2 separate regions of the Homo sapiens genome follow, and region 1 is linked to region 2. A link is a loop called in an ENCODE intact Hi-C map of the cell type or tissue named here. Cell type or tissue: mesothelial cell of epicardium. All regions are shown on one strand.

Region 1 (2,500 bases), 1.3 Mb after region 2:
TCTGCCCCGCTTCGAGCCCAAGAATGGGCTCATCCACGGCGTGGCCCCCAGGAACGGCTTCCGCAGCAAGCTCAAGGAGGTGGGCCAGGCCCAGTTGAAGACTGGCCGGCGGCGACTCTTCGCTCAGGAAAAAGAAGTGGTCAAGGAAGAGGAGGAGGACAAAGGCGTCCTCAATGACTTCCACAAGTGCATCTATAAGGTAGGGGCCTCCGCAGAGCAGCCACTCCCAGCTGCAGGAGTGCGGGAGGAATGAGAGAGGAAGTGGAGCGTGCTATGCACTGGACGGTGTGTTCTCTGATTCCCTGGGGTGATGAGGGGGCGGGCCACTGTGCTGGGTGATAGCGCTGTATTAGTCCTCTCGTGTTGCTGAAATACTACAGACTGGGGAATTCATAATAAACAGAAATGTACTGGCTCCTGGTTGTGGAGCCTGGGAAGTCCAATATCGAGGAACCTAGTGAGGGCCTTGTGGGTGCGTTGATGGGGCAGCAGGAGACCCAGTGAGGGAGGGGAAGTCCACTCCACGAAGATACCACGAGTCCATTCCGCCTGCCTAGGGCCTCGGGTTTCCTTTTCATTAACTGGCTTGCGTGTGCGTGTTGCATGCACGTGCACACATCTCCATATGCCAGGGATAAGTAACTGGGCTGCATGCTTCGTTTCCCCTGCTTCTCCAGTTCCGTTTCATCCTGGTGCTCGACAGCTGCCCAGATCCAGCTGAACTTCTCACTGGCTGGACCGTCAGTGGACTCTGTGCGCTTGTTTTCTCTGTTTTCTATCCGCTCACCTCACTGCCAGCCCAGCGTTGCCAGGTCCTCTCTGTGGAGAGCTATCCCTGATAAAGCCATCAAAATGAATCTCACCATTCACACGCTGTGGAGGGAAGAGCTGGGGAGAAACCAGCAAACTGAAACATGCAGCGTTTCCCTGTCTCCGCCAGGTCTCCCGGCAGCACACTCATCCTGAGGAGACTCGCCCCTCCAAGAAGCAGGGGAGGCAGAGTCCGTGGCTCTCCTCTTGGCAGCTCTCCCAGCTGTCCTGGCTCTGAAGCAAGGCTTGGGGTTTCCTCCCTTCTCCAGCCTGCCAGTGGGTAGCGGGGCACCCGGGGCCCAGCTGGCCGAGCTCAGCTAAGTTGAAGTCTCTGCTGAGTTTCCCGGCACAGACTTGTCCTCTGTGGTCCCAGTTCTGGATTCACTGGAAGGGAAGCGTTCTCTGCTCCAGCCCTCGTGAGCCTGGTGGGAGTGTGTGGCTAGTGGGTTTCGGCAGCATTGGGAATTGGCTGTTGGTTATCACTAAACACCACCATACCCTCAGGTGCCCACGGCTGCCTGACTGCAGGCTCTGGCCTGGCCTTGTAGTTGAGGCAATGCGGGCTTCTGATACCATCACACATCTTAGAAATACGGAGGAAGGGTTGACTTGACTCCTGGCGTTGCTGCTTCACTTTAAGTCCAGGCCCTGCAGACCCGCCTCAGGCTGCATCTCATGTCCTTGCACACTTCTCTGGAAAGAGGTACCCAGTTTTTCTGGCCTGAGACCCTGAGAGGGTTTGGCTCCCTTTTATCTGAGTCTGCTCTCCCATTGCCCAAGGCTGCCTGGTGGGGATGCGGTGTGGGGGTTGCTGGATGCAGCCTGCCAAGTGTGACCCAGAGACTGTAAGCTCTGAGGAACTTTATTTGGTGTTTCCTGAATGTTTTACTGAGAAGCCTTTGTCAAGTAAAGCCACTCAGTGAATCCTGTGACTGAATAGCCAACTGGTGAAATGAGAAACTGTCAACGTTTTTACTTTTTACTGAAGGAGGCCAATTCTGTGAGCGTATGTTTGATTCAAATAAGAGGTTTGGATTTGTTTAAATCCACCCCGTCAAGGGTATTTCTAGATTTCATCACGGAAATATAGTGGAGCTCTGCGTGGTGGCCATGGCGAAGCCCCCAGCAGCCGTGTGCCCACGGGTAGGGACCGTGAGCACGCAACTCTCTGTGGCACCGGTGTCCTGGCTGCTGACTTTGGTCTGCTGGTGTCATCCTCACCTCCACTCATTGCACTCTGCCTTGGTGCAGAATTCAGTCCCTCCTTTTTTATATTTACAAGAAACAGACTATCAGGAGCGGCTTGGAATTTGCATGGAAGTACGTTCCTGTAGTTAGAACCCCATCTAGTTCCTTTGCTGCAGGAGAGAAAGGCACAAGCCAATGTCTCCATGCCGACTACGACTGTGGACCCAATGGCAGAAAGCATCTGCTGCTCCCTGTTGTGGCCCTATCACTTCTAGGGGGACGCTGCGGTGTCCAGTGCTCCGCAGGGAAGCCTTCCCTGACCACCCTCCCCCACTCTACATGACACCTGGCACCTCCTCCCATCCCATATTTGTGTGTTTGAGGCCTGTGTCTTCCCCAGACTGAATGGAAGCTCCTCGAGGTTTTGTGTGTTTCATGCACTGCTCTGTCTCCAGCCCCTAGGATTTGACCTAGTACACCATAGGTGCTCAGGAGATATTTC
Region 2 (2,500 bases):
CCTTTTAGTTTTGCAGGGTTTTCTCACTGGATAAAAAACTCAGGCCCTAAAGTAACAAAGCTGGTTTCCATGGGTGACTTGGCCCTGAAAATAATTTCAAAGGAATGCTTGTCCTACAAATTTTGAGATTTTGGAGTGTCATACAAATGTTTCCAAATTGACTGTGAAAGACAAGCCGAGTGTGAATAATATATTCTGTTGTAGTCTTCAACAAAAGTTGCTCTCTAGATACTTGGTATGTTTAGTTGACATAGAAAGTTGAAAGTAAAGAAAATAAGGAGAAGAAGAAATAGGAATAAAGTATGAAGCCACAGAGAGAAAAAAATAACTCTTCATCTGGATTAAGCTTGGCTTCAAACGTTTAAATTGTCATGTCTAATGATATTGTGAATACCTCCTTTTGAGACTGAATTAAAAATTTCTAAGGGACTCGTATAAGAAGGTTTGGCAATCTTTGGGAATGAGGTAGTTATTCTTCATGGCCAAATCTAGGCTGGCAGTGATGTAACTTTCTCTCCAAACTGTCCATTACTGTATGTGGTTTGGTCTGGCTGACCCACAGGTAACACAGTACTTGGCTGTGACACACAGTACTCCCTTTGACACACCTCAGAGCTTCATTTCCTTTCTAATTTTTTTGCCTCATGGCCAAGAAAGTGGGGAGCCTATTCTATACTTCTGCATGTTTTCCTTCCGATTGTGAATTGATTCTGATAAACAAGCCCAGTCCCAAGGCTTCTAGCGACATTAATCTCAAGAAATGTGGTAGGTGAAAGGAAATCTGCAGTAACTGTTTCTAATAGTCAAATATGTAATTATAAAATAATTTGGCTCAAAATTAAGAACATTCCCATAATGAACAGTATTTGAGTTAAAACAGAAGCTATGAGATTTCAGTCACACCATGTAGATCCAGCTTTGTGCTGTGCCAGAGTCAGCAAAGTTGCCCAAAGACGACACCTGTTAGGGCACACGTGATGGCTGGCAGAAATATTTGAAACCTCAGTTTAAACACAGATAGGAATAGGGAAAGAGATGACTGAAGAGCACCTGACAGAATTCAACAACCATTTAAAGATAAAAACTCTTAGCAAAATAAGAATAGAAGAGAACTTGTAAATCTGAAACAGTGCGAAGCAAAAAACCTACAGCTAACATCATACTTACTGAAGAACTATTGAAGACATTACATATAAGATAAGAAACAGGACAAAAACATCTGCTTTAATCACTTCTATTCAACATTGTGCTGAGAGCATGGCCATTATAATAAAGAAAAAAAAAACCCAAGAAACAAACAGCATAAAAATTTGAAAGAAAGAAATAAAACTGTCTTTAGTTACAAATGACATGATTGTATACATAGAAAATTTTAAGTGATCTGCAAAATAACTGCTAGAAATAACAAACGAATTTATCAAATTTATAGGATATAGATACAATAAAAATTTTTATATGCTAATAGCAAAAAATCTGAAAAGTGAAATAACAATTAATAGCATCAACACATAAACTACTTAGAAATAAACTTAACAAAATTACAAAACAATGCTAGAAGACATTTTTTTAAAGTTTAAATTAAGAGAGATATACCATAGTAATTGACTTTCTTTCTTGATTCAAGGCTCAGTATTGTTAAGATATCATTTCTCCACAAGTATAGCTGGGCATGGTGGCTCACACCTATCATCCCAGCACTTTGGGAGGCTGAGGCAGGAGGACTGTTTGAGCCCAGGAGTTCAAGATCAGCCTGGGCAACATAGTGAGATCCTGTCTCTGCAAAAAGTTTTGAAGAGTTAGCTGAGCGTGGTGGCACGTGCCTGTAGTTCCAGCTACTTGGGAGGCTGAAGTGGGAGGATTGCTTGAGCCCAGGAAGTCAAGGCTGCAGTGAGCTATGATTGTGCTACTGCAGTGCAGCCTTGGGGACTGAGCAAGACCCTCTCTGCCCCCCCCACCGCCCCCACAAAAAAAACCCACAAATAGATTCAGTGCATTCCAAGTCAAAATCCTAGTTTTTTTTTTAATAGAAGTTGACAAACTAGTTCTAAAATTCATATACAAATACAAATGAGCTACAGTAGCCAAAACAACCTTGAAAAAGAAACAAAGTTGAAAAACTTAATGGTATCTGACTTCAAGATTTTTTTGAAACTGTGGTAATTACTATATTGGGATCAAGATGGACAAATAGATCATTGGAATAGAAAATAATCCAGAAAGAGACTCAAATATATATGGTCAATTGATTTTTTGCAAAAGTGCCAAGCAAATTACGTGGAGAAAGAGGAGGTTTTTTTCAACAAAAGGCACTAGAATAATTGAATATTCATGTGCAAAAAAATTAACTTTGACCCATACTTCACACCATAGACAAAAATCAACCTAAAATGGATCATAGGCATAAATGCAAAACTTAAATCTACCAAACTTTGGGAAGAAAACCAGAAAATGAAATCTTTGTGACTTTGGTTTGGGAAAAGATATTTTTAGTTACAGCAAC

What was found. A loop is a pair of places that touch in the nucleus more often than their neighbours do. Peaks named below come from ENCODE experiments on the same cell type or tissue, not always from the same donor. Only the 100,000 strongest peaks of a DNase experiment are listed, where the experiment ranks them.
Region 1: a loop joins it to region 2, with 19 times the contacts of the local background. A loop is called at or near these places in 1 of 110 quality-filtered maps.

Annotation. Positions count from the first base shown.
Region 1 is chr6:15,501,211-15,503,710 of GRCh38, forward strand. JARID2 (jumonji and AT-rich interaction domain containing 2) reads left to right here. Exons shown (of 18, transcript NM_004973.4): 8 at 1-199. Among named protein-coding and RNA genes, the nearest start is that of DTNBP1-AS1, 44 kb to the right of the region's middle. In mesothelial cell of epicardium, no CTCF peak of the experiment used is centred here; a DNase peak (open chromatin) is centred at 1,031.
Region 2 is chr6:14,246,124-14,248,623 of GRCh38, forward strand. No RefSeq gene overlaps it. Among named protein-coding and RNA genes, the nearest start is that of LINC01108, 38 kb to the right of the region's middle. In mesothelial cell of epicardium, no CTCF peak of the experiment used is centred here; no DNase peak of the experiment used is centred here.